6 separate regions of the Mus musculus genome follow, and regions 1, 2, 4, 5 and 6 are each linked to region 3. The links are chromatin loops, found by intact Hi-C in ENCODE. Cell type or tissue: left cerebral cortex. All regions are shown on one strand. Links, peaks and the distances in the headings refer to the core of each region. The heading gives the core; the rest is flanking DNA.

The links. A loop is a pair of places that touch in the nucleus more often than their neighbours do. Peaks named below come from ENCODE experiments on the same cell type or tissue, not always from the same donor. Only the 100,000 strongest peaks of a DNase experiment are listed, where the experiment ranks them.
Region 1: it touches region 3 in a loop (11-fold over the local background); 3 of 42 quality-filtered maps call a loop at or near these places.
Region 2: a loop joins it to region 3, with 9 times the contacts of the local background. A loop is called at or near these places in 41 of 42 quality-filtered maps.
Region 4: a loop joins it to region 3, with 2.1 times the contacts of the local background. A loop is called at or near these places in 3 of 42 quality-filtered maps.
Region 5: it touches region 3 in a loop (2.6-fold over the local background); 2 of 42 quality-filtered maps call a loop at or near these places.
Region 6: a loop joins it to region 3, with 4 times the contacts of the local background. A loop is called at or near these places in 9 of 42 quality-filtered maps.

What each region holds. Positions count from the first base shown.
Region 1 is chr2:65,468,814-65,473,801 of GRCm38, forward strand. It overlaps Scn3a (sodium channel, voltage-gated, type III, alpha), which reads right to left. Exons shown (of 27, transcript NM_001355167.1): 21 at 3,466-3,588; 22 at 1,113-1,385; 23 at 199-252. Among named protein-coding and RNA genes, the nearest start is that of Gm34739, 56 kb to the left of the region's middle. In left cerebral cortex, for the core only: no CTCF peak of the experiment used is centred there; DNase peaks (open chromatin) are centred at 2,698 and 2,854; H3K4me3 peaks cover 586 bases; H3K27ac peaks cover 579 bases.
Region 2 is chr2:65,564,893-65,569,880 of GRCm38, forward strand. It overlaps Scn3a (sodium channel, voltage-gated, type III, alpha), which reads right to left and starts at 2,600. Exons shown (of 27, transcript NM_001355167.1): 1 at 2,374-2,600. All of the region lies in intron 2 of Gm34833 (a long non-coding RNA gene), which reads left to right. In left cerebral cortex, for the core only: CTCF peaks have their summits at 866, 1,069 and 2,700 (motif pointing left); DNase peaks (open chromatin) are centred at 930, 1,084, 1,639, 2,464 and 1 more place; H3K4me3 peaks cover 1,961 bases; H3K27ac peaks cover 1,184 bases.
Region 3 is chr2:65,410,752-65,415,739 of GRCm38, forward strand. Gm34739 (a long non-coding RNA gene) reads right to left here and starts at 4,604. Exons shown (of 4, transcript XR_374587.2): 1 at 4,305-4,604. In left cerebral cortex, for the core only: a CTCF peak has its summit at 3,086 (motif pointing right); DNase peaks (open chromatin) are centred at 3,099, 3,744 and 4,460; H3K4me3 peaks cover 1,492 bases; H3K27ac peaks cover 1,496 bases.
Region 4 is chr2:65,480,806-65,485,793 of GRCm38, forward strand. Scn3a (sodium channel, voltage-gated, type III, alpha) reads right to left here. Exons shown (of 27, transcript NM_001355167.1): 18 at 3,541-3,661; 19 at 2,238-2,392; 20 at 1,346-1,519. Among named protein-coding and RNA genes, the nearest start is that of Gm34739, 68 kb to the left of the region's middle. In left cerebral cortex, for the core only: no CTCF peak of the experiment used is centred there; a DNase peak (open chromatin) is centred at 2,885.
Region 5 is chr2:65,608,941-65,613,928 of GRCm38, forward strand. No RefSeq gene overlaps it. Among named protein-coding and RNA genes, the nearest start is that of Scn2a, 9.3 kb to the right of the region's middle. In left cerebral cortex, for the core only: no CTCF peak of the experiment used is centred there; a DNase peak (open chromatin) is centred at 3,130.
Region 6 is chr2:65,665,864-65,670,851 of GRCm38, forward strand. It overlaps Scn2a (sodium channel, voltage-gated, type II, alpha), which reads left to right. Exons shown (of 27, transcript NM_001346679.2): 2 at 4,582-4,899. The coding sequence starts at 4,633. Among named protein-coding and RNA genes, the nearest start is that of Scn2a, 48 kb to the left of the region's middle. In left cerebral cortex, for the core only: a CTCF peak has its summit at 2,725 (motif pointing left); DNase peaks (open chromatin) are centred at 1,945, 2,723, 3,126 and 3,903; H3K4me3 peaks cover 2,152 bases; H3K27ac peaks cover 1,967 bases.

The DNA of each region.
Region 1 (4,988 bases), core at 576-4,575, 58 kb after region 3:
ACAGTAGACATGTTATCTATTACATATCATACCCACAGCGACCAAACTACTATCCACACTGTGAGCACTCTGCCAATCATTTTTACTGTATTGGTAAATACTATATGCAATGTGGATTCTGAGTCTCTCAGTTTAATTCTTACCAGTGTTTACCATGGACAATCTAGTAGCTGTAAAGAGAATCCGAGAGCTACTTACGTCCCGTGAATCCACAGCTGCATACATAATATCCATCCAGCCTTTGAATGTGGCCTGTATTCAATACATATCAGAATTATTTATGAATATCTCACTCAAACTCATTGCATTTACCTGACATTAATACAACAGTATTTTTATAAGTATCCTTTCATACAATACCATGGCATCTTCTACACAGGTGTTCAAATGAGTTGAATGGTGTGTTACTAAGGACATTCCTACTATGAAGTAACAAAATTTGTATTTAGGATTTAGGATTTTTTTCTTTTCTTCTCTTGGGAGCTATTCTATGATTTTTTTCTATAGTAAAACATAATGGAGACTTGATTAATGAAAATCCCATCTTAACCTTACCTTAAAACCTTCCAATAAGAAGATAGTATTTGTGGTTGAAAGCTATGCTTGTATTCAAACACAACTCATTTTCACTAATAACTGATTAGCAAATATGCTGTCATGATGTTAAAAAATTAAGCATTACACATTTTGAGAAGAATCCCTTGAGATTTGCATATCTGCATACAATATCATCACATTATTTTAGACACTACTATGGAAATTCTCTGGCTAAAAAGTTGTACATTTAATTCATTCATATCATATACAGTTGGTATTTCAATATACACAATTTTTACAGAAAATTAAAAATCAAGACAATGATTAACAATTTAACAAGAAAAATATGGGAAGAAGAAAGAAACCCTGTGAAGACATTAAAAATTGCATTCCTGGAGAAATTAAAAAAAAAAAAACTAAAAAACTGCAATGCCTTCCTAAGAGCCACATAACTAACTTGAGGGGTCATCAACTACCTTCCTACCGTGAAATAAGAATTATTCAGAGTGCACCACTCGAGGGGTCTTAGGTAGCATGCTTTGAAATGTTTTCAGGTTCACACAATAGTCACTTACCACTTGCAGCAATGCCAGGTAGCCAGCCCCAACATTGTCAAAGTTGACTTTCACATTCTTCCATCGGGCTTGCTTGCCAAGAGCCTGACAGTCGCTGAAATTGTTGACTTCACTCATGTCGAACATGCTGCCCGTTGTCATGTTAACACAGTGATAGAACTTTCCAGCAAACAGATTCACACCCATGATACTAAAGATTAACCAGAAGATGAGGCACACCAGTAGCACATTCATGATGGAGGGGATTGCACCAACAAGAGCGTTCACAACCACCTGTGGGAAGACAGGAGAGCAATCCCTTGGTAAAGGGGAAGCCATTGCAGATGTGTATGTATTTGGTGTAAAGATGCATTTGGATAGGGTTAAATGGGTATCGCCGTAGATTTCTAGCCCTAAATGTTTCTTCTAGTGTTTTACATTACATCTTGATAAGGGTAGACAAACAACAGTACAGCTGAGGAGTTAAGCAAGAAAGGAAAGCAAAATACAACAAATATTGAAAGGAAACAAATACAACCTGATATAGCAAGATCTTCAAAAATGTACATGGTGTGTGTGGGGAGGGTGAGGGTGAAAGAGTATAACAGGCAGAGGGAATGGGGGATGGGGGTGGGGGAGCCAAATAAACAAGGCCCTCAAAATCAACAGTATCAGTGCACCTGTGAACTCACAGTAACTCGGGCAGCATGCATAGGGCCTGCCCAGGTCTGCACTAGATGAGGACCTAGACATGAACAAAGTAGATACATTTCCTCATTTCTAGCCCCAAAGCCATCTCCAATCGATAACTACTTGAAAATGAAAATTTTGTTTTCTTCAAGGGAGTCTTACTGGGGGAAGAAACTATCTCAAGGGTAGGCTGCATGTCCAGCAGTGTATGGCCAAGACAAAATAAAATCAGTGTCATCTTTAGAGGCTCCTTGTCTCCCAATGTCATGTCAGGGATTTACTGTCTTTAAGCTTTATTTTTATTTTAATATATGCAATATGCATAATGATAGATATTCTCTCCCTTGCTTTTACTCCACAGGTCATTTGCATCTATATTATGTCTTTCTGTTTAGTTTTTTTATAGGTTTCTCAGTGTATCAATGAGTGGGTCTCTGCATTTATATATGTTTCTTGAGCTTTTTTTCCTATTGTTTGTTTTACCCTATTTCAATGTTTTAGGGTTTTTTTTTTTCTATCTTATTTTATTATTGTCCCTTAGAAGCCTGTTTGTTTTCCAGTGAGAGACAGAAAGGGGGTGGATCCAGATGGGAGGGGAAGTGAGGAGGGACTGGGAGGAGGAGAGGGAGAGGAAACTGTAATCGGGATATAGTATATGAGAAAAATGATCTAGCTTTGATTTAAAAAAAAAAAAACGAAATTAAATAAACCATCACTATGAAGTCACGAAGCACGGCATAGGCTTGGATGATGTCAGCACTGAAAGGAGATTGTTATTTCCAACAGAGTTTTATGAATTTGTTAACATGGGCAATCAAGTAGAATTTTCAGCAGGCAAGGCAAGCACGTCTCTCTGCTCAGTGCTGCAGGAGCAGCTGGAGGATGGTTTCATTTTCCACGCTGCTGAGTAAACTCTGCAGTCAAGGCTGAAGGGGTTTATTGCCCCAAACAAACCACCTCCTAATCTAAAAACCCCATGGCCTTGAAGAAATTCAATATCCGTGTGCATTTTCAAAGCAGATTAAACAAAGCTGTCCTTTGGGCAAAGCAGTTCTGAAGGCGTGGCAGCTGCATTTTATATTGTGAGACAAGACACACTTGCTACCGGAGAGAGCAGAGGAGGACAAGGCTGGAGCTGTGGAAGATGCAAACCTCACTCAGAACGATGCTTAAAAGATCCCTGAAGTGAAGTCAGGCTTGTTAGAAACCTGTAGTTAATTATCCTAGCAACTCGCTTTCATGTGAGGGATGTACCGGTTCTGATGAATTCTGTGATGTACGTTAATTCAAGAATTAAAGCATTCGGAAATCACTTTGCCTTTAAAAATAACCTGATACCTCTTGAGGCCCTCAGATTTATCTATTGAAGGTTTTGATAGGATGAGTGCTGTCAACAGTCATTCCAAAGTACCCGAACAATAAAAATAATAGTACATGGAGGTTGTGTGTCTGTGTGTCTGTGTGTGTGCCTCTGTGTGTGTGTGTGTGTGTGTGTGTAAAACCCTTTCTCAATCCCTGAGTGTGTATTTAAATAAACTGCAGTTTCCAGAAGAAAGGTTTTTTTGCTCTCTCTGACTTTAGCCCTGAATTCTCTAATTTCGTGAAAAGACTACCAAGGCTCTGAGTCACTGGCGGCCCGTGACTCTTGACTTGAGTTTTAGAAAGCATCACGGAATCTTCTTACCCTCATGCCTTCAAAGCGGGATAAGGCTCGGAGCGGCCTCAGAGCTCTCAGGGTCCGTAGGGATTTGATGGCACCAAGTTCTGAATAGCCAAGAGCGTTGGCCACCAGGCTAACCAAAGAAACCTGTAGATGGAAAATAAACCATTAGTCTACTACAAAATAGACTTGTAGAGAGAGGCACAGCATGTACTGGCAATTCTTTGGTGAAAGCCAATAACGTATGAATATAACCCGTCCATATTTTATCTTCTACACAGTTGTACCATCTGGTGCTGCCTGCCTCATCCTGAACTGTCCTTTCTCTACCTGTAAAATGTGATAGTTGATCATAGTTACTAACACTTATGCCATGCCACTGAACTCTTTGCAAAGTATGTGTATGTTTCCCCCCCCCCCCACACACACACAGGTAACAACTCAGGGCTTAATTCAAAAGCCTGACCCCTTATAGACCTTTGCTTAACACTGCCAAATAAAATTTAGACTGCTCTCTGGAATTTTATGATATTAAAGTTGTGAATCCTAGAGATATTTGCCAGGTACCAGAGTTAGTCAGTTGACTAGGTGTTTCATTTCTCCTTCTGCATCATCCAAGCACTTTATTAGCTGGGGTGAAACTGTTCTTAACATACCTTAATGTGTGAGTTAGTGCTCAATCAGTCCAGAAAGTCTAACGGAGTAAGTTACTTGAATATTAAATGTCATCAATAACACAATAATTTATGAAGTTCTTTATTTGTGCCTTGGATTTGCTGCTACAGGGAGATTGGGATGGCTATTTGTGAACTCATACATTTCCAGTTCTGGGATCCTTATGGCAAGGAGACATTAACAAGTGTTTAATTTTCTTTTTCTGAAGTCATCTAAAGATGACTACTTCTTGTTCTTGTTCTTCTTGTTCTCATTCTCCTCTTCCTCTTCTTTCCCTCCTTCCTTCCTTCCTCTCCTCCTCTACCTCCTCCTCCTCCTCTTCCATCTTTTCTTCCTCGTGTACCCTGGCTGTCCTGGAACTCTCTCTGTAGACCAGACTGGCCTCAAACTTACACATCCACCTGCCTCTGCCTTCGAAGTGCTGCCATTAAAGGCGTGAGCCACCCCCACCTGATAATCTGAAGACCTCTTATCCTCCCGACCAAGCCCTTCATTTAAGACTAGGACTTTAAATGGAAGTGGCTGCTCGTGTCTTATGACCATAAAGGATATCAGCTCATACTTTAAAAGGAAAGGAATAGCCTTTCTTCCCATGTGTAGACCCAGTAGCTTCTGGAGCAGAGGAGTTCTTGGCTTTGAAGGCTCGATGCGTGCATCACTGGCGTGCATTCACCCAGATCTGGAATGGCAATACTGCTTGAGAAGCTGCTGGTAAAACTGAGCTTCTAACGGAAGTTAGAGGTCAGAGGACAAAATATCAGAACTGCACTGAGACACGATGAGAGCTGTGAAACATTACTTTTCATCTATCTATCTATCTATCTATCTATCTATCTATCTATCCATCCATCTATCTATCATCTACATATATA
Region 2 (4,988 bases), core at 615-4,614, 150 kb after region 3:
GGGTGGCAAATAAGAGAGGAAGGCGACAGTCACTAAGCCCTGAACAGAAACTATTTTATTTCCACAGTTTTCCAAGTAGGCACATCATTGCTCTATGGACAGTGTGCTAGAGGCTACAGAACTTGAGTTATTTGTTAGAAAACAGTGAAGCTGCTAAGCTCGTCCCCAGTTTTCCATCCACTGCTTGCTGTTTCTAGCAAAGAAGGAACTGGCCAAAGACCGCCAAAATGTCTCCACTTCTCTACCCTCATGCCCAGTGAAACACTCATTGTCAAACTGGAGTTAGGAGATCCAGGGATGCCCCTCATAGAGCTGAACTCAGAAATCAACAGCAATAAGTGGAAGGAATTAGAATCTGGCTTTGACTTGACTTCTCAACTACTTCTGTGGTAGCTGCTGTCCTTTTGGAGCCTACAAAGCTCACAAGTGGCAGAACCTGAACCATGTCCCCATTTCCAGCTCAGAGTTAAGCTCTACCTTAAAAAAAAAAATAAAAGTAATGTGTGCCTTACAAATGAATCTCTGCATTTTTTATAAAGAGTGAAATACTCTCATTAGCTTTAGATGGCTTGTAATAGGAACATTTCATTTCTGATGAGTTCAAAGGGCATGTTTTGCAAGGTGGAGTTGTGTGTGCACATCAGCTTTTCCCACTACGACCATATGTGTAGAAGAATAAGCAAGACAAGCAACCAGGAGAAGTGAGCATCCAAGCCAGATGAGCAGCTAAGGAGGCACGGCAACTTTAAAAACACAATCAAACAGGTAGCATCCAGGGTCCAAATATAAATATCCATTCATAAATGCAAACTAGTCCAATCAACCAGCTCTGGCATTTACAAAGCACGAAGTTACTCACTTTCAATCACCTGCAGGCGTGGCGGGTACTGTACAATACATCTGAGCCAATTAGCATTTATTTCTGAAAACCCTTTCCAAGAAAACATTTTTCTTTACATCCTATAGTCAGTCGGAGCTCTGAAATATGTGAGACAAGGGCTTTCTGCTGAGGCAGACACTATTTTGAAATGTTTTAAGGGGGAGTGTATTGCCTCCCGATGTCATTTACTGAGTGAGATTGCTTGGTTTGTTCGCCAACATGATGAGAAAATATACTTCAGGTACCCCAAGGTATTTTTTTGTTTGTTTGTTTGTTTTAAGGCCCTTTGTTTAGTACCGACCAAAGCCTGGGTTGATATCACGGGTCTGTATTTCTTGCAGGACACACTGCTCAGAATAGATTAGATGTAATATTTCCATGCAGATTCTCCTCACAAACACTAATGGCTTCATCTTTGTCCTCACAAGAGACATTACACTACCTATTGCACACACACACACACACACACACACACACACACACACACACACACACACACTCACACACACTCACACACACACACACACTCACACATGAGAGAGAGAGAGAGAGAGAGAGAGAGAGAGAGAGAGAGAGAGAGAGAGAGCTTTGTAATCTTAAAAACTTGTCTTTCCACTACTGCCTGTAGGTCTTCTGCTAATGTAGCAGTGTGATCACTGAATGGAACATTATGAGTGTGGTGTAAAACATTTCAGTGACAGGCACAGACTCTACACAATGTAAATTATTCTCATTTGGTCTCAAGTGAGTTTTCCTGGTGATTGGTAGTAATAGTACTGATAATAAAAACCAACCATGAAATGTTCCAGGAAGGAAAGAAACCTACCCAGCTCTCAAGCTTCTGGCTGTTAAAAGGTAACAAAACAGGAGGGTATGGGACATACAGGAATTCATGGATCATTTCACTTTTACCAAATCAAATGTATTTTAATGTTACTCTGGGTGGTCTCTTTCCCTCTATGCTGATAAATTTCTAAGAAAAATAAGAATGTCTAAATAGCCAAACACCCTTATATATTGATATCACTGTCTGTATATGGCTTCTCCAGAGCTTCTAAGTAAATAAAATTAAATTGAATTTAAAAAAAAAATAAAGCACAGAAAAGGTAGCTCCAATCTCACTGAGCATTTAATGATTTAAAGATGCCGAATAGGCGGTGTCGTCCTGAAATCTAGTGGGTTGACATTAAGTCTAACAAAACAGATGTTCTCTCTATACAATGAACCCCAAACATCTGTTTCTTTCACAGACACACACTCCTTAATTCCTAGTCTGTATTGTAAGTCACCATTTCCAGACAGAGGCTGTTTCCTTTGAAAGATAAAGGAATAATAGTAAGCAGTTTACAAATCAAATGATACCTTTAGTTCTTATAATTTACATCTAAACATTAGGCTTTTAAAAATGGCAGCACGGGGAGGATTTTAAAATGAGAAGATGATCTGGTGGCTAGATTCTACGGTGCAAATAATTAAATGTTTTGTCAGCTTACCTGATGGAGAGCCTTAGGAATCACAGCTCAACAAAGGACAGCATCCAAGATGGTTAGAATGGAACGTGCCACCCCCAGTAGTTCTTCAGATTTGGGCCACAGGGATTTGCAAATTACATTCAATTTTTTTTTCTTGCTTTCTCTGTGGATATGAAAACAAAGAGACCTTTCCAGAATCCTTTCTGCTTATGCCTCCGCTTCCTGTTCTGAGATTCACTCTATGATACCCAACATATATCAGAAAACGGCCCTGGAAGGAAAAAAAAAAAAAAAAAAGAAAGAAAAAGAAAAAGCTGGCAGCATTCAACGTGTTACTGCCATCTACTGGCAGACACACGCCATTGCGCAAACGACAAAACACTCCTATTATTCTCCATCTCTTCGGAAGGCAGGAGGCAAACCTGTATGGAAACATTATGAATCATGTAAGGGCCCCACGGTGACAGCAGAGAGATGATGGAGGCGGGGGGGGGGGGTGGTGGGGGGTAACCTAGCTACCACACGAGTGTGCACAGTTAACCTTTCACGCCTCTTTATGTATTTACTTTTTAATTTTCTAGTTGTTTGATTAGGAATCACAGGTTTTCATAAAATCTTCTCTAAGTCTGCTCTTCCAAGATGAGGTCCCCCTCCACACAAGGTGAAAAATCTGGTTTCTTAGAAAATAGTACAACATATATGCAGATGTAAACTTTTCATATTTTTTATTTCTTTCTTTTGTTTTGGTTTTGAAGACAACCTCTGATCTGAATACCTTATTTATTTATTTATTTATTTATTTATTTATTTATTTATTTATTATTTTTTAGGTGTGTGTGGCATATATATGTGCTCCTTTAGGGGGTGTGTATGTGCTCATGAAGGGGCAGCGTAGGTGGGGGTTGACCTCAGGGGTCTTCCGTGATCTACCTCTAGCTCAGCCTTTGAGACATTAGGGCAGCAAATGCTTGCGACATTGAAACAGAATCACGTAGTCAAAGGGAAAATGACTTTTGTGAGTTGAGGGGGCTCTTAACAGCAGTTTTTGGTTTTACTTTTCACATTTAGAGAAAAATTATCTCATTAAACATGGAATTAGACTGAAGCAGCAAACTCCCCGCCTCTGTCCCCACTGCTGGGGTAGAATCAGCACCGTAGCAGGCCTGGTCTTGGACGGTGAGGATTTTTTAAAAAAATTCTTATTGATTCTTTGTGAATTTCACATCATTAGCCCCAATCCTACTCATCTCCCCATCCCTTTGTATCAGCCTTCTGCCCCTGCAACATCTCCCAAAAGAAAGAAAGAGAGAGAGAGAGACAGAGAGAGAGAGAGAGAGAGACAGAGAGACAGAGAGACAGAGAGAGAAAGAAAGAAAGAAAGAAAGAAAGAAAAAGAAAGAAAGAAAGAAAGAAAGAAAGAAAGAAAGAAAGAAAGAAAGAAAGAAAGAAAGAAGATCTCTCACCTTGGAAGCTGAGGTGTGTCATTGCAGTGAGTCATTGGTCTGGTTCGAGGCCTCTGGCTTCTGCTACTCCATCAATCCTGGATCCTCACCGGGACTCCGCTCAGATATCCTGTCGTTGCCCTATAAGGTGGCGATCCTGCAGCTTGGATCTGCAGGACCACCCAGTCCTGCTTCAGCTGTTCATAGGTAGGGTAGATGCTCGAGTGGGTCAATTCAAAGCACGGGATCTGGGCCTGGGTGGTAGCTGAGGTGGTCAGCCCACCGGCTCTCCAGGGCCCATACCGTCAAGGCTCGCTGCTCTGGAACCCTTGGGACCAGCTCTCCTATGTTGCCTAGGCTAGGGCTGGAGATTTTAAAGGAGGTCCTAGTGCCTGAAGAGCAGATCATTTCCCAACCAACTACTTCAGATAGCCTTGGCTTACCTTCTTCAAGGTGGATTTCAGCTGTTCCTGCTGTCATACATACACCCCCCCCCCCCAAAAAAAATCTTGTGGTCAAAAGAAGCTTGTTTCTTTGACAGTACATATTGATGCAACACACATACATTTACATGTTGACAATCTATCAGCCTTGAAGACAAGGCTAGACCATAATTGTCTATCAGGAAGAAGTTTACTCATAACGAACACTGGAAATTCGGACATCATTGTTTTAGACGTGTGTTCAAGAAATACTTACTTTATTTTTAAATTATAGTCCCCATTTTGCCTGATGGTAGAAACGAGATGCACTCAAGCCTATCAACATTTGTCTCTGGGGATGATTTCCTTAAGTCCTTTAGTCTGGGATTCACAAGACCAGGGCTCTCCTCTGAGGCAGATACTATTATGAGATGTTTTCAGAGGGAGTTTAGATCCAGATGAACTGGGTCACCCAAGGCTTTTCTGTACAATTTCAAGTTTATGTTAAACCAGTGTATGGTTTCCTGAGGTACCTTCCTGTATCATAGAGGGGTAAGCTCCAGGAAACATGCATATGGAGAAAGCAGAATATGGTCCTGAGCTATTCTGTAAGTAGATGTCCAGACCTGTCTAGAATCCTCCCCCGACTCACAGATGTCACCTGTCCACACTGACCCATGGGCCCGATCACCTGTGTCATGCTTATTAAGACAGCTGCCCACGTTTATGGCCATTGTTTACCCAGTGTGTTTTCAGCTCTGCCGACCAAGTC
Region 3 (4,988 bases), core at 622-4,621:
TTAAGGAACAAAAAACCCTTGTGTAATAATAGCCCAGTCTCTTTTTCTTTGATAGACATTTTGAAAGAGGAGTCTAGGATTTCTGCTTACATTTCTTTTGGTATACAGGGTTAGATATTTAGACAAGGTGAGCAGTTGTTCCAGTCTGGGACCCACTCCTACTTGATCCTCTCAGTTTCTGCTCACTGAGTTCCATTGTTTCCCAAGTCTGTGTCATACAGCCATTCATCTTGAATGGTCTGAGCTATAAATAGCCTTCAGCACAGCATTGGTGTCTTAATACTCCCCGTGTAAGTCCCATTCTCTCCTGTCTTCCTAATCGACTCTTTGTTCAAACTTCTATGATAGCTTCCCCTTGAACTCTCACTCTGGCATCTCCACGGGCTAAGGTTCTAGGCATTAAACCTACATTTAGTTGATGTTGCCTTAGCTATGAACATGAATGTTTATTCATATGAGTGACAAGCCTATGCTAGCATCTTATAGAATATAAAATGCTATACATCTAAAACTAAATGTGTCCTTTTTCTGTACATCTTGTCCTCTTGGGTATTTAACACACTGAGACATCAGGTGCCCATTTTCCCTGGCAGGCACTTGAGCAATCATAGCTCTCCTTGGGTGCTTTTCTGCTGTGTTCCTGATACCCCATTAATCACTGTACGGAGCTGATTTTCTTCTTGCCTTAAGTCTCTCTGCACCTTTCTACTGCTATGACCTTCAGGCTAAAACACACAGTCCCTTATTTGAGCTATTGCGGCTGCTTCTTCATCATGATCTGAAGAACATCTTTCGCCTACAGTCTGTTTCCCACCTGAGAGCTGGTGTGCCAGCTTAATAGCATGATGACCATTGGTGATTGAGAGATCGAGCTATAACATGATTTGTGATTGGTTGCTGTTCCCCAATCTGCCTCTGTTCTTGAGTGAGAGTGAGCTTCTTACATTAAGGGGATCCAAATCTCCCCAAAGTTCTTCTACAGTGCCTTCCAGTACCCAAAACACAACATCTTGGAAATCTCCCCTGCACTTCCCAGAGTCATCTCTATGCACATTATGGCCTGTGAATACTGACAGGCAATGCTGGACTGAAATGAAATTCAAGACTCCACCTATTGGAATTTGATAGCTCTTTTTTGATTTGATAGCCCACAGTGTGCTGCACTCGTAGGTATATATGGTGACTTCACTAACTTACTGTATAATGACCATGAAATATTTTAGATCATGCTGTGTTGTGGAAAAGTTCCTACTGTGTCTTTTAAGCATGGTCCATATGTAACGTCACTGGTTAAACCCTTCTACTATTCTCTCTGCCCCTGGAATATAATTTCTAATCGCATTGGCTGTGAAAGGCAGCTTCAACCTCAGAACCCCTAGAACAGGCAGTTGCCACAGATGCATGATCAATCCACTTCCTTGAAAGTCTACAGTGTTTTTGTGGGGCTAGGGACATTTGCATGTCCTTCTGAAAGGCACTTTGATTAATTTTCACTTGAAAAGAGGGCAGAAGAGGTGGCTCAGAGATCAAAGCACAGTTGCTGCCTTTTCCAGACAGAGGAACTGAATTCAGTTTCCAGCAACCAAATTGGGCAACTCAATAATCATCTATAACTCTAACTCCAGTGAATCTGATGCCCTCCCCAGCCTCCACAGGTAACCCTTAACTAACACACACACACACACACACACACACACACACAGAGAGAGAGAGAGAGAGAGAGAGACCTATGAAAACATAAAATTAGAATCTTTAAACAGGTGAAAGAGGGTGTAATTCCTAAACAGGGGAATGGGAAGGAAAAATTGAGACTCTTACAAAGTGACCACTTCTTCACAGTCCTACAGTCCTCTTCCCTGCCCATTCGGTGGCTTTATGAAAATGTGTGGCTTCTCCCTCCCTACACCAGGGTTAGGAGCAGGCCTTCTCTGTGTCTGATATGCTTTTGCTTTTATACCTGATTACCACCTTGTTCTCTTGCTATGCATAGACTCTCTTCCCTATTAAGGCACACCTAGACATTTAGCTTTTGTTCAGCTTTTTAATTGTCAGATATAAACCTTTTCCTCTCTCTCAACCTACCCACTCTTTCTGTCCACCCATTTTTGACCACTCCCATTCTGTAAATCTTTATTAAGCATCTTTTCCTCAGGAAGCTCCAATAGCTCATATGCTCTGAGTTTCTAAACTGAACTAGATGGCTAATGAATGTAGGGACAGGACAAAAGAAATGAAAAATAATGTTTGGGTAGTAAGTAAAACTGATGAGACTACTCTTAACGACAAACAGTCAGGATGGAAGGAAGTTTGCAGGTAGCAAAAAAACAAAACAAAACAAACAAAAAACCAAAAAAACCCAAACAAACAAACAAAAACCATCTTCTCTTATTCTGAGATTGGAGTGAGCCATTCAAAGACTGATTCATATGCCTAGCATATGAGCTGTCTGGATAACCATTGGTAAATCATTTGTGAAGTGTGATTACAGAACCAGGAGACTACTTAACAGCTCCAAGGCACAGGATAGACTGAAAACAAAACAAAGAACAGAATTTTAAAGATTAGCATATTAGAAAAACTGTATCAGAACAGAAATTTTCTCCTTTCACATTTTGTATGTTATGCAACTTGGAAAAGGAGAGCATTTTTTTTTTTCAAATTCTATTTTGTTCCTGTATCCTGGGAAGAGGTCCATGATGTCCGTAATGTCACGGGAGAAGGGCAGTCGACACAGCTAACATGGAAATGCATGTGCACAAAGTAAGGTTTGATCCTTGCTTGATTTATGACTGTTCTCTAGCTGTCCAATGTGGAACCTTAATTAGCCAATTAAATCTTGCTTCCTTGTCTTTTCTACTTCTAAAAATATTCTTGAGCAGTCTTCAGAGGTGGAGAAAATGCTCCCATCTATTTGTAACAAGACGGGAAACATTATTTAGTAGAAACTCATCTGCACAGAAATTGAGTCAGAGCACAGCCAGATTCCTGGAATCTGCCAGAGATGCCAGAGTTTACTGTCTTCCCTCCATTTCCAATGGGTTTGTAGATAGGATTTTCTGTAGTGTTATTCTCCATCTTTGCACAAGAGGGCAGCAGAAAGGCAGAGAAAACCCCCAGAGAAGCCGATCTGAGGCTCCTAAAGCTTTAATTTTGGGCGTAGTGTTTTCAAAACCATGGTTCAAAAATTAAATCACATTGTATCCTCTTAAAATAACCCCAGTCAGTTCAATTGCCTGTGTCTCTTCAAAAGAAAAATCAGATCTTCTTATAGGTGTGTGTGTTTCAATCCCGAGTTTGTCAGGGCTGTCTGCTCTGCCCAGACTATGTTCCCTGGTTTTCCTGGGGGTGGGGGTGTCACAGTTTGACAAATGAGTATGTTTATTTCCTAGCTCTTTAAAGACAGTTATTCTGAGTATAGTCCAAGTAACGATGCTTCATTTTGATCCATAGAAAGGAATCAGGCTTTTGTTATATACAATTTGAATACAAGATTGATGAAATATAACATTCAGTATTTTGTGGTTATATTTTAGCATGCAATAAAAAAAAACGAGTTAATTTTAATATCGTGAACACAGTGTGTTAAGCTCTGCATGTCTCTGGCTGCAGGCTTCCTGTCCTCACCGGGGCCTTTGTTCTCTCACCCAGAAGTCCCCCAAGCCCCACCCCCATCAGCGCTCAGCTCACTTTTCAGCCCCACCCACTCTTGCCCGAGGAAAATCCCAAGCCACTCTGATCGCAGAGTAGAGGCAGCACCTCCACATAGGCTACCCGGTGCCTGTAGGTTTTTCTGGCCATAAGAGAATCTTGGTCTCTTGTTTACTTCTGTGATGCCCTACAGGCTTCTGTGGAAACTATGCTCTTGATTTTATCTCCAGCACCTAGTACTAGCTACTCAGTAAAGACCCAAATAAAACAGAAAGAATCAGTACTTAGAATCTTTTTCAGCGATTCGGGTAGCAATTAGGCATTAGGAACAGATTTATTTTATTTTATTTTGTTTTATTTTTTTCTAACCTGTGAAGAGGTTAAAGGGTTTGTTTACCCTGCCTGTTTAAGAGTCGGGTGGGAGTTAACTATTTTAGGTTAAAGCAAAAATAATCTCTCAGGGCACTTCATCTCACATCTCAGAGACTTGGTTAAGATGAGTAGACCTTGGGTCTGTGGTTAGTGGGGAGGTGGGGTCAGCAATGGGACTTAATATTGAAGGGAGTTAGAGGCTTAAAACACATAGATTTGCATAGTGTTAAGTGCAGAGGGCATGGACACAACATCTCTGTTGCAGAAACAAACGGAACACAGACCTTGGAGGGATCTTGGCAGAACTCCTCGGTGGAAGCTTTCTGGTTGTTAAGGTGATTCTCTCAAGGGCATCTGCGTTTGCTGGAGGTCATTGCTGCACTCAGCACGGAGGGGAGAGGGGGAGCTGTTTCTAGAGAAGACTCAGCTTGCAGCTAGCCTTCTTAGCATCTTGTTGCTAGGCAACGGCTCCTCTGTGAAAGCTCATCTCTCTCTCTTTAAAGATGGAGTTAGGTCTTGCTGAGGGAAATATAGTTTGGATAAAATTGAACCATATGCAAACACCATTTAGTTCCAGTCCTTAAAACTGCTTTCTCCTACAAGGAAGAGAGATAATTTTTACTGAAAACCCATTACTTAGCAACCACGTACTAACCCCACCCCCACCCCACCCCCTGCCAAGCAATATACTTCTTTTTTAATCCTATTGATTTATTTTTACCTCCCTACCCATATGCCTTTCCAAACGGATTTAATGAGATTCAGGAGGGCATTGTTTGTGATAGTATTTTCCCTAGACTGCTGAATTAATTTCCATTTGAAAAATTACATAGGATCTGCAACTTCCAGCCAGCACATAGTCTTTTGCTTTAAGAGCATGCTATGTTACATAATGAAAAATGCAGTGGGCTGTCAATGTGAAGGAGTAACATGTTAAGAATGTAATTTTAAAAATCGAGTTGTAGACA
Region 4 (4,988 bases), core at 494-4,493, 70 kb after region 3:
GGTAGAACAACAAGTAAATGTAGGTGAGAAGGGCAGTGGTAGTTGGACGGACCTAGGCTGAAATGAGTGGACAAGCATATACAGCATCGCTGCTTCATATTCAAATGTTACAGCTGAAAGTGGAGTGCTTTTTGATTGCCCAGAAGGCAGGGCATGGGGAGCCTTGTTTCTTTTGGGAGACTGTGTGGCCTTGTACAGCGAGACATCTTAGACTACAGGGCACCAGCTGACCGTTATATCCCTAGGTGTCTCTATTATTTAGATTAAAAAGACAAAATAGTCCCAAAGCCAGACAGATCCCATGTTCCCAATTCTCCTCTTTCCACTCGCCTCAGGTCAGGCCAAGCAGACCTTTGTCTTATTCTTTGCCTTGGTAGATATCTCACTAGCTATAAGGATTCCCAACTACTTATTATAAAATAGAGAAGTATGTTATTGTCTCTACAGACATGTGACTGAAGGAATACAGAAAACAAGTCAATTATTATTATTTACTCACAAGTAATTTACTTGGGACTTAAAGTGAAAATTCTCAAAATTCCTGGCCCCCAATCAATCATGACTGACTCTCCTGAAGATTTTTAAATGATCAGTTAATAAGCTACGTGCTTAGATCTACTCCATCAGCAAATAGGCTTGTTTACGTGTGATAAAACCTCAAATGTCTGCCTGTGGTACAGAGCTGCCTCTGTGGGTTTTCTCTTACCACTTCTACATTTGGGACACTTCCTCTTTTTTTCTTTTTTCCTTTCCTTTCCTTTCCTTTCCTTTCCTTTCCTTTCCTTTCCTTTCCTTTCCTTTTTTTCTCTTCTTTTCTTTTGAAAAATGAGCTCCAATCTTTATTGCATAGAGAAAGAAAAACCTTCTACTCTTTTATTGCTAAATGTATTAAAACCAAATCTGTAAGAAGAAAGCTTTGTTCTCATTACTAAGACTAAGCCTGCTTTGCTATTAAGAAAAGACCTGGTCTGTCCCATGGTAAGGAGGAGCCTGCCTCCTCCTTCTGCTCTCTCTGCAGCTTCTTCTTTGTCCCCTTTCCCTCTGCATTCTGCATATTGCCCTCTTGATTTTTCTTTTCTTTTCTTTTTTTTGGGGGGGGGGGGGGATTGGATATTTTCTTCATTTACATTTCAAATGTTTTATCCTTTCCAGGTTGCATGAGAGCTAGGAGTTCCTGTGGACTTTACTGCAGGCTTTGTTGCTGTTGTTTGTTTCATTGTTTTATTTTAATCTCCATTGTTACATCAGCACGAATGAATAAAGGTGCTCGGTGCTAAGGTCTCAATCACAGGAGTATATGAAAACTCATTCTTATCAATTCCTAGAAATCACCTCTTATACTCACATCAACAATCAAGAAGTCCAACCAGCACCAGGCATTGGTGAAATAGGTTTGAAATCCATAGGCCACCCATTTGAGGAGCATTTCCAGGATGAAGATGTAAGTGAAGACTTTGTCAGCATACTCCAGCATGGTTTTGATGGTCTTCCGTTGCTCAATGTATATATCTTCAAAGGCCTGTGAATCAAGAAAACTTTATTTACTTTAATGATCTGCCTTCCCAAAACATTTACAAATATTTCTAGTGTCATATGAGAACCAAGAAACACTTAAAGGAGTATTGGCTTAAATCACTCAAATATTTTTCCATCAGGCAGAAGCTAAAGACCAAAGCTAGCTAGGGAATATTGGCACAGGAATGTTGGCATCTATATTGATTTTATATATGTTGTTATCTTTACTTCTCACCCAAAAGCAGCTACCTCAATCACTGCCAAAAGCATGCTTCCATTCATGGAAGATGAACTAAAGACATCTAGTTCATAAGAGATAGAACTTGCTTCTTCCAACAATATCTTCTGTGATTCCATCACTTATTATTAAAGGATAATTTCATTGTACGTAAAGAAAGCAAGATTCACAGATAATCCATAAATACAGTTATTAAGGCAGATTGGCCGACATTTGGCTGGGATGCTACCAGAGCCAGGGCAATGTGTCTGCAAATGGTAGATCAGCGAGCAAAACATCTGGTGGGCAAACAGCAGATGTGAAATCCCTTCTGTCAGTTTCATGGTTCTGACTTGTTTTGAACACAATTTTACAGAGTTCTCAGCTCTGCATGACACAGATACACCTATTGTTTTGATTTCTAAACTGAGTGGGCACTTGTAGTATCACCAGGGAGTTGGCTACCTCAGCAGAGCTTGGTTCGTGCCAATGCACAATCACTTACCAAAGCACCACTACTGAGGAGAATCATGAACACAATGAACGTCTCAAACCAGTTGTGTTCCACAATGCTATAGCAGGTCTTCCTAAGATTCCACCAGATTTTTCCTTTACCTTCTTCCGTACTTACTTGGCAGAAGGGAAATTTTTTAATGCATCCTAAAAAGGCAATATTAATAAAATAAATTAGGGAAATAGACTTTGATCATTAATATGAAAAAAAATAACATTTTTACTTCTTCCTTACCCCAACTCTAGCTCATTTTATAGGTAGCTGGCTGCTTTCCTGACCAGTTTTGTTTCAACACTCTCCTATATAATGAATCATACTTAAATTTATAGATTTAGAATTTATGGAATTTCCATACATTTGTTTGAGTAAAAAAAAATGGTTTATATTTTTCAATACAGGTTAGAATCACTTTGCCTTGAGGCTACTGAGGAAAATAGAGTCCTATTTCATCACACTGGTTTGGGAGCAAAGCCAGATATTCAAGTTGTTTATGCATATTCCCATGTGACCCTGGGTACTCACTCCCTTCTTTTCAAGCATAGAAAACCCCACTGCCTCCCTAGGTGTCAGCCACTGTCAGTCTTCTCAAGCTAATTTATATTTAGCCTTGCTTCTTTTCTTAGTCACACCTATGACTCATGTTGCAGTCCGTGCCTCTTATTCTGCTCTCTTCTTCTCTGCCTCCTAGACAACTTATGATTTCCAATTTCTGTCCAATCTGTTGCTCTCTCTCAGCTACTACTTGTCGCATCAAACCCCATCGCAACAAATCAATAAATCTTTATTACGAGATGAGCTCGCCACAAGGAGAACCACATGGCAGCGTGCCAACACTCTATAACACAACATCATTTCCAAACAGCTCTGGTCAGAGCACAAATTAGACAAATTTGGAACTAGGAGGAGTGAGTATAATTACTGTAGCTTGTATAAGTCCAGTTACCCGACTCCTGTGCATTTTGAAGGGACTGTCATGTCAATGGTGTGACAGTCCAGAATGATGTGCATTTCAAATGCTATTACAGTCTGGAGGATAAGGACAACCAGAGAAAAACAGAAGAAACAACAAAAACAACATATGCGCTTAGCATACTTTCTCATTGGTCCAGACACAGGCTCGTCTGTAGTCTAATCTGGAATTTTTAAGATCTGAAGCAACTTAAGACATATAGAGTGGATGGAACAGGGCAAACAAAATAAACATGCCCTTGCCATTTTTTTTATATGTGTCTTTTAAATGAGGCTTATTCAGATTCTGTAGGGATGAAGCATTTCAGCAAGTTAATTTCTTTACCTTCAGTAAAGCAAGCTTCTGGCTTAAGGTCCTCCTCAGGTTCAATTTCAGCTTGTTCACCTTCTCGGGGCGGAGCAACGTCAACTGTGCTTCCTTCAGAAGAGCTGGTTGCATTTAATTTCTGGAAACAAAGCCCATGTCAAAGATGTGACTCTCCTCCTTTACTCAAGTGATCAGGAAACACTCTGTCATATGTGTGGGAAAAAATGGCACTAAAAGTGACACCTTTAATTCTACTGGTGGTGATACACAAGAAACATGAGCAAGGTCTACTCTTTAGACAGAAGGACAGGAGTTAGTGTGGATACCTGGAAAGACAGACAACCTTACTTTAGAATCTTCATTTGCACATGAAGGCCATGTGCAAACAACTACGAATGCTACAGCCACATCAAGAAGGGTCTCATAAAGTTCAGGATGCTCTCATCTACTAATTATTTTAATTAAATGCATCAAATCAGATCACAACTTCCACCCCTTCAGATGGAATTTTTCAGAGGGCCAGGAACACCATCAGTTGCTTCTAAGTACTGTCCGTGTTTCTGTAATTTTAGCAAGGCAGGGCTACAGGTTAACATCAATCACACTCATTATGGCTCAGCTTTGAGCTATATTTTTCTCTAGCTTACATAATTTTCTCCTTACTTTACTAGAAGAAAATGATGGATCACCCCCTCTCATTCTTTTTTGAACATCATAAATGAATTCAACCCTTGCAAAGAATTCTAAATGAAATGGAAATTTCTCCATAAATGACATTGTCTGGAATCTTTATTAGGAGCTTATTCCGAGTGCAACGCATGAGCAGGCTGCGAAGTTTTCCTTTAAATAAATCATTGTGACACGGTCCACGGCAAGAATAGCCACCTTAATGTTGCCAGGATAAATATCTGATAAATTTTCTAGGGTCATGTGGGAACATACCACAGATGTGCAGTGTTTTATGGAAACTGAGGCAAAAAACATGACAGGCAGCAAGGCTTAGGGAATGTAAAGCTTTTAGGTGGAAGAACATCTCACAGACAGACCAATGGCTTCAAAGCTCCACTGATTTCAGCAGCCCAGTGTCTGGGTCACACTGTTCTGGCTTTTGGAAAGAGTGAATATACTAATCTAAATGGACCTAAATGCTTCCCTAAACAGAAGTTCTATTCGGAGGAATCTGGCTCGTAATTCCTGACTTATCTTAAATCTCAAGGCCGATATGTTCTTAATATTTTTGAAACGTGAACTAAAATCAAAGAGTAATTTTAGGATAGTGATTGCTTCTTGTGTTTTTATTTTGAGTTAACTATGCCAGACTAAATATTTAATAAAATATAAAAGTAATATGTATTAATATATGTTTAATATATCATCCCTTCTAGTGAATAGATGCTGGAGAGTGGAGCTATTTGATCATTTTGAGTTGATGGGTCTTAGAATTGTCATACAACACAAATTTTTAC
Region 5 (4,988 bases), core at 698-4,697, 200 kb after region 3:
GGGCCAAAAAAAAATGGGAATGGGTGGGTAGGGAGGTGTGGGGAGGGTATGGGGGACTTTTGGGGTAGCATTGGAAATGTAATTGAGGAAAATATGTAATAAAGAATATTAAAAAAAAGAGTTGCCTTGGTCACGGTGTCTGTCCACAGTGGTAAAACCTTAACTAAGACAATGAGGTTTGCTAATGTGTCACAGGCAATAAACCATTTCTGTTGAATCTGCTTCAAAAAAAAAAAAAAAGATGGTTCAGTGGCCAGTTGTGGTGACACATGCTTAATAACCCAAGCAATGCAGAGGCCAGGCTTGCTATAGAACAAGATCTTGATTCATACAAAGGAAAAAGAAAGGTGAAGAGAAGAAGAAATAGAGGGAAGGGAGGAGGTAGAAGTTACTAAAGAGTCTTTGAAATACAAGACACTTATGAAACATGGCCAAAATTGTTCAATCTTCCTTTTACCAAGGTTTCATGCTGTCTTCGGAATCTACCTGTATCCTGGCAACAATGTGTGTCCATAGCAGCCATATTAAATATGGGAATGAGACTTAAATTCATCTCTAGTCTTCATTTTGAAAAATCTTTATTTTTTTAAAGACCATGGAGTTACTAGGGTTTCTTTTTTTAACACAGAAATTAAAATAATTACATAGGAAGCAAATTACAATTAGAATAAATTTAACTCATAATTAATTATGTATGACACTGAATGCCATAGAATGCAAGCCATTAGACTATCAAATTTCTTGGCAAGAAAAGCAATATGCAAAGTCATGCTTAAATACACTGTCAAGGTTTACTTTCTTAAACATCAAGGTTTTTAAAAAAAAGATTTAGACAAGGGCTTGGGAGATGGTTCAGCCATCAAAGACTCACAACCAAGTCATCAAGATTTAGACAAGATAAAAGGCAAGAAAGGAAAGGGAAATGTTTATGTAGTAACCTACAATGTGTTGTTGTGCTTCACCCAAACTGCAAGCTGTTTAGTCCAGTGGCAGATTCGTCAAACAAAAGTGGGGAAGGAGTCTATGGCTCAAACGCACTGGGTGATTCTATGGGTTCTTGTTTTTCTTTTTAGGGAGGCTTTGGTCTCTTTCTTCCTAGTGACTCTGGAAGCTTACTAGTTTTGTCATTTGTCATCCCTGCTCATGTTGTGAAATAAGTCCTGTTTAGCTATTTGGTCGTGTTGTCTTCTCATCTACTCCAAGGTGTCTTGCTTCCCCTCTGGGAGCCTATGCGGAGCATATTAATGTGGATAAGCTCAGGTAGTTGACGAGACAGGAACAGTTAGAAAGGTTTGCTTCCATGTCTTCGGGTTCACACGACAAATTTACCGGAGGGGCGAAGTCAGAAAAGGAGAGCCCGGGAGCTATTTCTAGGGTGAAGGTGTCGCTCTGATCCTTTGCCTCTGCCCACGGTGTTAATAATACTTTGTTCAGCACCCACACTCATGCTTTCAACCCAGCTGGGGACTCTTCAGATTTGCAGCTTGCCTCTTGCTTTCACAGAGATTGAGTCAATGGAGGAGGTGCAGCAATGGCGGAATTAAATCAACAGTGATAACTCAGTGTGACAGAGCCTTACGTCCGTGCCACGGTGGTGGGGTGCTGTGGGTGGCCGGGAGACAAGCCAGAGGCCAGAGGAGTTCTGTAGACATTGCTATCAGGCTCTTGCTGGCGATAATTTCAACACAGTCTCACGGTAGTTGATCATTTCAGAAAGATCTTCACAAGTATACTTTCATGGATGGAACCTCACAGCAACCTCGTGCATTTAGGTGAGAGAGAGGATAAGTAATACTGTGTGCTATGGGACTTGGCTTTTAGGTGGTTGGGAGAAATCTTCAGATCCTCAGTGTTCAACATCAGTGGCTTGGAAGATGGATGGTGTTGGGAGAAAGAAAAGAACACTGCTTCCACTTGGCATAGTACTTTAAAGTGGGGGGGGGGGCGTAGAGGGAAGGAGAGAGAGAGAGAGAGAGAGAGAGAGAGAGAGAGAGAGAGAGAGAGAGGGAGATACATAATTGTAATTGAGTAGTCACCAATCTTTCAGCTAAAGGAACATCATGGAGATGAAGTAGAAGTCTCTCAGCAAAGAACAAAACAAAACAAACAAAAAACAAACTACAACAAGAAAAAAAAAAAAAAAACCAAACAAACAAAACCAAGAATCTTACCACAAAGTACATTCCTAAGCCAGAATCCTTGGACAGAAATGAGTCACACAGTGATTTTTTTGTTTGCTTGGTTTTTGTTTTTCGAGACAGGGTTTCTCTGTGTAGCCCTGGCTGTCCTGGAACTCACTTTGTAGACCAAGCTGGGCTTGAACTCAGAAATCCACCTGCCTCTGCCCCCCCCCCCCCCCCGAGTGCTGGGATTAAAGGCGTGCACCACCACACCCAGCTTTTTTTTTTTTTTTTTTTTTTTTTTGGAAAGACAACTATAATTAGTTCTTTGATTAGAAAAAAAATATTCAGAGTAATGAGATGGCTATGAAGTTAGGGGGCACTGGCTACTCTTTCAAGGACCCAGGTTTGACTCCCAGCACCCAAATGTTGGCTTTCAGACCCAGGGGATCTGATACTATCTTCTGACCTCCACAGGTACCAGGCAAGTATATGGTGCACAAGTGTAAAGAAAACACTCACTAAGATAAGGTAAGGTAAGACGAGACGAGACGAGACGAGACGAGATGAGACGAGACGAGAAGAGATGAGATGAGTGGAGTTGCTAGTGACTGGCAATTATTTTTCTTTTTCTGTTTCAAAATGAGTTGCTCGAGAACCCATTCCATCATCCTACCCAAAGTGCAGTTTCAAACCTGCCAATTGTAAATATTTTTTTCTCTCTCTCAAAAAAAAAGCCACTCTGGAGGAAAGTGAGTGGGATTTGTACTCACATAGAAGAAGTCTTTAGACTATGCTTTAAGCTATATTTAAAAAGTGTGCATAACTATTAGCTCATTAGATATGATGTCCAAATTCAGTGTTGGCTTGAATTAAATATGATGTTCTTTACACGTAAGAAGCTGTTATCAGATGGAATTTAGAAAGAGAAGCTGTCAGAGCTGAGGAGCAGGAGGCCTGGGCACATGGAGGGAAACCTGAGCTTTGTTGCTTTCATCTCAACTGCCATTCTGTTTGTCCCAATGGCAGCACTCCCACTCACGTATTTTAAGCTCTCCGTGCTGGTACGCTGTTCTAAACTTACAGGGTTGGATGACTCCTAACTAACAAGTGTTAAAAATACTGATTGTAGCTTGGGATTTTTTTTAATATGTGGGTGAAGAATTTTCCTTCTTCCCAAAGTTCAATTGAAGAGGGATTTTTTAATGTTTATTTTCAAACACACAGATTTAGGAACCATGAGATCAGTTCTCTGAAGTTATATGAACTCACCCTGTCTCCCCTTTGGAACCTGTGGACACAAATATATGCCAGGTCCCACTTCACTAGGCATATTCTGATCACCCTTGAGGAGATGCTCAGAGCCTGAGATCTCTCCATCCTTTTCAGGACAGGCGAGCTATGTGGACCTCTCTCTTTACAATTGGGGCAACTTGATGGACAAATGTTTCCAATGATATGTGCTATAGAATGTTAGTCCCTAGAGATGGTCCAAAGGGGAAAAATGGGTCCTAAGAGAAGACTCTCTGCTAAAGATTAATCCAACTCATGTTAGTCCTTTAGAAACCTGAAATATATTTAAGGATAATATCTTTTCAGTTTATTATTTGCTTCCTAATGATCTCTTCTTCCCATTGGCAAGGATGTGGGCATGAATGCCACGTAACCGCACATACAAAGTTGAAGACAACACCCGAGGAGGGTAAAAAAACGGAAAGTGGGCACCTTACAACCTTTTGAAGCTGAGCCTATTCTCATTGCCTGTACTCTCCAGGGAAAGATACTATTTCATTCTTTTTGAGCTCAGATGCTTTCCAGTTTTCATTGCTTTGCCATGAGGTTTACACATCTCTCATCATACTCAGAATTCTTAAGTGATTTTTATTATTATTTTTCTCAATCTGATTGATATTTAATACATATACTGGTAGAGATAGCATGTTATGTCAATGCATGCATACAATGCACCAGTGCACAGTAATTAGGTCAGATACTGCTGAGTTCATCACCTCATATTTATTATTTCTTTGTGCTGGGATCATTCAAAATATCTCTTGTGTTATTTCTAAATATAAAGGCAAAGATTATTTATCAATCACAGTTATTTATCCTCCTTCTTGAATGCACGCTCACGTGTTTTGTACTGCAACGCTTCAGACACCTTCACCTGAGGGCTATGAAAATCCATTCGTATCTTAAAAATCAAGATCCTAAGAAATACATGTAGGACAACACTGAGCCTGCCAAGGGATTCTTAGATTCAGATCTACTGACTACAACCCAGGCCCTGATGTGCCATGACCCATGATTTTCCTCACCATTCTCTAGTTCCTGGTCAGTGTTACTCAGTACTTTCTACCAAGCTGGGTCCTTGCTAAGATACAGGGAACCAAAGGGAATGTTGAGGATAACTTGAGCACTTTGAGGTAGGGGAACTGTGCTGGGACCGAGCTCTACATTTTCCTAATGTTGGTTATCATTCAGTCACATGTTCCTATAACCTGCCAAGGAACTGAGAATTGAACTCTCGTCAGGTGTTGGTCAGTGAAATGAAAGGCTTGGAGAACACAGAGTGTCCACTCTACCTCTGGGGAGCTTGGATTCACGTGGCCAACTGCATGCTTCCTAGTTGTACTGTTTTGAAAACTGCACTAAATACTCTGTGTGGAATAGGACAAAAAAAAGTCCCTACAGAGAAGTGCCCATTCTTTCCGCTCAGACATTAGGTGTTTTGGTGGAAATATGTTTGCTTAGAAATCCAGTGGGCAGGTTGCTAGTTCTTTGTCCAGATGTGATACTTCTGTTAAGTTGTGATTTAAGTCAAAGTTCTTCAGAAAGGAACAATCAGTAGGAGACAGAAGGAAGGAG
Region 6 (4,988 bases), core at 432-4,431, 250 kb after region 3:
TACTAATCAAAATTCTTTTGTAAAGATTTGTTTCGTGTGTGTGTGTGTGTGTGTGTGTGTGAAATGCCAGAAGAGAGCATCGGACACCCTAGACATAGGGTTACGAGAGCTGTGAGGCACCAAGGTTCCTCTGGGAACCAAACTCAGGTCCTTTGGAAGAACAGCCAGTGCTCCTAACTGAAGAGCTGTCTCTCCAGATCACTTCCACCCTGCCATCCTGGTTTTCATCACTTCTATTTCACCAATATGATCTTATAGTTCACCTGTCTCAAGGGAGGATTTTGTGTTGACAAGCATGTGGCTTAGGCAAAGCCAATTAATTGGAAAGATCACTTTGCAGAGTGGTCACTCAGGACCTATGTAGAGTTGGGACCGGTGAGAGATGACAGACAGTATTTTTGTGTTTTGTTGTGAGTGAGTGAGTGAATGAGTGAGTGGGTGATTAAGTGTGTGTGTGTGTGTGTGTGTGTGTGTGTGTGTGTGTGTGTGTGAGAGAGAGAGAGAGAGAGAGAGAGAGAGAGAGAGACAGAGAGAGACAGAGAGAGACAGAGAGAGACAGAGAGAGAGACAGAGAGATACAGAGAGAAAGACAGAGAGACAGAGAGACAGAGAGACAGAGAATGTTGCTGTTGTTTCCTATTACACTTGAGTTTGGGAGGTTGGCAGGCTGGACTTTGTATAGGACCTATCACAATACGTGCCTCTAAAAGGTATCTCTCACTATGGAAGTCAGAGCTAAAGGATACAGTGTAACTGATGACATCAGTTGAGGTCCTGACTCATCCTATAAAGGTAGCTTTAGACAATAAACTACAAGCCAACACATTCTTTTCTTTCCTTTTTTAATTTTCTTTTTTGCTACAGCCAGTTTGAGTCACTTTCTCAGTAAGTAAAATACTATTTATGGCTAGGTTTCCCTTCTTCATTTCAAAATGTATAAGCTCTACTCAAACAAGACCAGGAATACACAGATATGTAACTTTGGGAGATTAACCTGTGTTAGCTACTTCTCTATGAGGTTACAAAATGCCTGCTGTAAGAAGGAGAACAATCCATCATGGTAGGAAGACTTGATGGCAGGAGCTGGAGCTGACAGGACCATGAGGCCACTGGAGACATAGGCAGAAAGCAGAAAAATCTGGCACTCAGTTGGCTTTCTTGGTTTCCTCCATTTAATTCAACGCAGGGCTCTCCTGCCTAAGACAGGACCTCCCTTATCCAGTCTGAATCCTCCTAGGTTTAAGCCTCCCTGAAAACACCCAACAAAAACATGCCAAAGGAAGGTGTGTCTCCTGGTGACTCCAAATCCAGTCAGGTTGACAAGGAGGACAGACTTGCAGCCCTGCCTAATTTGTAACTCATGTGTACTCTAGGTTTAGGTTACATGAGTATTCCTTTTCAGGACTATATAAAGGATACAGATTTTTGTTGTTGTTGTCAGACTGGGTTTGAATTGTGTTTACATAACTTCTGGGAGACTTTTTCTAATCTCTCTGTGACTTTTCTCTTTTCAAATGTAAGTCAGGGAAGTGTTTTGGGGAGAAAGTCACAGGACAGTTCAGACAGGCATCTTAGCCTAGTGGCTGGCACATAGTAGGTCTTCCACTCTTATTATGTTATTAGTTGAAAGTGTGCTGGCTATGGTCCCCGTTTCCTGTCAGAACTACTTTATTCCCCCTGATAGCTTTTCTTTTCTATATGCATTTTTCTCCCCTTTGGGGCATACCTAGTTGAATAGGGCGGTGGTTCTCAACCTGTGGGTCGTGACCCTCGTGGGGATCATGTACCAGATATTCTTCATGTCACCACACCATGAGGAACTTCATGAAAGAGTCACAGAGTAAGAAAGGTTGAGAATCACCTGTATACGGTGTGTATTCCAGCGTGTGTGTGTGTGTGTGTGTGTGTGTGTGTGTGTGTGTGTGTAAAATTGTATATGAATGCCTGTATGTAGAGGCCAGCGACTGGTGCCGGGTATCCCCTCGACTGCTCTCTGCTGTAATTGTTAATCAGGGTCTCTCAGTTGAAGCTGGAGGTAACTCCTTTGACTAAACTTGGCTTACCCGATTCACTGTCTCTGCTTTTGTAGCCCTGGCATTGCAGGTGGACTGGACTGTCTGCCTGCTCTTTTTATGTGGAGGGTGTGCATTCAAACTGAAGTCCTCATTTATGTGAGGCAAGTGCTTTATCCAGGGTTATCTCTCCTGGTTTCCTTTCTATGACCTAGTCGGGGGCGGGGGGGAGCTTTATACATTATCAAATTAAACTTTTATTTATTTATTTATTTTACTGGAGAAAATTAACTTAGTGCATAGTGAAAAGGTTGCCTCTTCGTTAAGTCAACAATAATTTATTGGACCCCAGATATTCTGGAAAGGAGAGTAATGCTAAACTTGACTGTGCAGAGTACGTCCATTATTGTGATTTCATTAACAGAATCAGTAACGCACTGTAGGGATTTAAATCTTTGAACCCTTAGCTATTTGCTTCTTTTTACGTTTGAATTATTTATTTTGATGAAGTGTCTTTTTGGATTAGAAAATAAAACGCTGAACGAAAGCGTTGCCAGTCAGCAGAATGCTTCGCTGCCATCTTCAGCTCGGTGCTCGGGTCCCTGGCGGCTTACAGACCCTCCTCCGGGCTCCACCCAGGAATGCTCAGGGCTGCCGCCGGCTGCGTACTCAGTGTTTTTCTAGGAAGGTGTTTTTCTTCACAGTTCCCAGCCCTCTAGTGGCAGTTATAAAAATGTCACTTTGTAGTCCCCGCAGCACAGGAAATGCCTGTTCTTACTTCAGTTACCAGAATCCTCTTACAGGAAGTTAGGTGTGGTCTTTAAAGGAGAATTTGAAAAAAAAAAAAATTTTTTTTTTTTTAAAGCCTGATGGAATTTTAGCTGCAGTCTTCTTGCTTCCAGCCTATCAACCCAAAACTCTGTAACAGCTTCTTCAGGGGTAATGTGTTCCTGTTCTTAACTATGCTTGCTCTCTGTGAGGCGTCTCCACCTTTGCAGTAGAATCCTTGGGGGAATCTATAGGGGGACCACTTTCATTTTGAAGCTGCTGGCTGCATGTTTAGCATGTCTGTTCCCCTAGAACACCAGGCATGGGGATGGCAGTTTTCTCCCTTGAACGTGCAAGGATTTTCTTGATGCCTGTGCCTACCGCTAGGCATGAGGGCCTCTGGGGATGAGAGAGGAAAATGAGGGATGCTTTGGAGATCCTGTGATGCTGACAGGGCAATCTGACAGCTGGTGCCTGAAAGGTGCTGGTCAACTTTAAAAATAAAAATTAATGAAAACTATGCAGCAGCAGCTTATGTTGTTCAGATGTGCTTGTGTTTTCCCAGGTGTGGACTACAGAAATGAATTAGTCACTTGTTTTACTCTTAGAAGAGGTATCTCATATATTACAGTGGCAACTCATTTCTGTAGTGTAGAGGTTAAAATGGATTTTTTTTTAAGAAAAAAAAAGAAGAAATAGATTAAGTGATTTTAAATGGCATTCTGGGATGATTACAGCACAGAAACTCCTGTAACTGGCCGAGGTCACATTTGCAGTCACAACTGTTATCTACTTTAATACAGTGTGATTTGAACACCAGTTAAAGCCCATTTATATACCATCACAAAGACCCATATTACAGGGACTATGCTTAAAAGAGAAACTGTTAGACTTTTTTCAAGTCCCCATTCTGAAATGGATATTTACACCACTCTGCTAGATTTTATCAAATGAGACTCTGACTTGGAAATATGGTATCTCTCGGTGATGTTTCCTCTGGTACTGCAAATTTGTTAATTTAAGAAGCAATTACACTCGTTGGCAGCAGGTTGCTAAGCCAGGATGCCCAAGCTCCAGACCTCTGATGTGAGTGACTTCCTGCCTGTGCTGGCAGGTGCCTGGTCCCTTCCTGTGCAGTTTGCCAGCAGTTCCAAACGCAGCCCTCAGCCGGGCGACTCCTGCATCGCCTCACCCCGCCTTGCTCGCTACCTGTTTCCACAGATGACATGGTTTTGAATAAACTCTTAAAGGTGCTAAATTGGGCCAAAGGAAAAGTAAAAAGAAAGAAAATGGAGAGAGAGAGAGAGAGAGAGAGAGAGAGAGAGAGAGAGAGAGAGAGAGAGAGAGGCAGAAGCAAGATTACTGCCCTGCTTCTACAATTTTGTGTGATTTTTTTTCCTTCTTTTATTTTGAATGCTATATGTTCAGACAGAATGCAGGGCGAATAAAAATGGCTTCCCAAAATATTCACACAAACGAAACAGCAAGCATACAGAAAGATACACAGTATCTTCCATTTGCAAGCTCCGAACAGGGTGTTTTCCCCCAAAGTAGCATGATCACTTCAAACATTTCAGGAGTGGGAGAATAGATTACCTCATACACACCTACTGGATGTGAGAGAAAGATCTTCATGCAGGCAAATGAATGCATGCATGAGGGCTCACAGCGCTGGAAGCAGCTGCCTTTGGGAAGTGCTCTAGCTGTTTTGCTTTGCATACTTGATGCTCAGTGTCCTGTGATTGCCACCCCTCACGTGTTATCTTAATGGTCATTGCTTTTTCCCCTCCTGTTTCTGTAGCACTTTCTTATGCGAGGAGCTAAACAGTGATTAAAGAAGCAGGATGAAAAGATGGCACAATCAGTGCTGGTACCGCCAGGACCTGACAGCTTCCGCTTCTTTACCAGGGAATCCCTTGCTGCTATTGAACAACGCATTGCAGAAGAGAAAGCTAAGAGACCCAAACAGGAACGCAAGGACGAAGACGACGAAAATGGCCCAAAGCCAAATAGTGACTTGGAAGCAGGAAAATCCCTTCCTTTTATTTATGGAGACATTCCTCCAGAGATGGTGTCAGAGCCCCTGGAGGACCTGGACCCCTACTATATCAATAAGAAAGTGAGTTTTTAGACCAGTTGCTTTTATTTCCTCGATTTCTTTAAGATGGTGAAGAGGGTGCCTCTTTTCATCTCTTAAGATATCTGTAG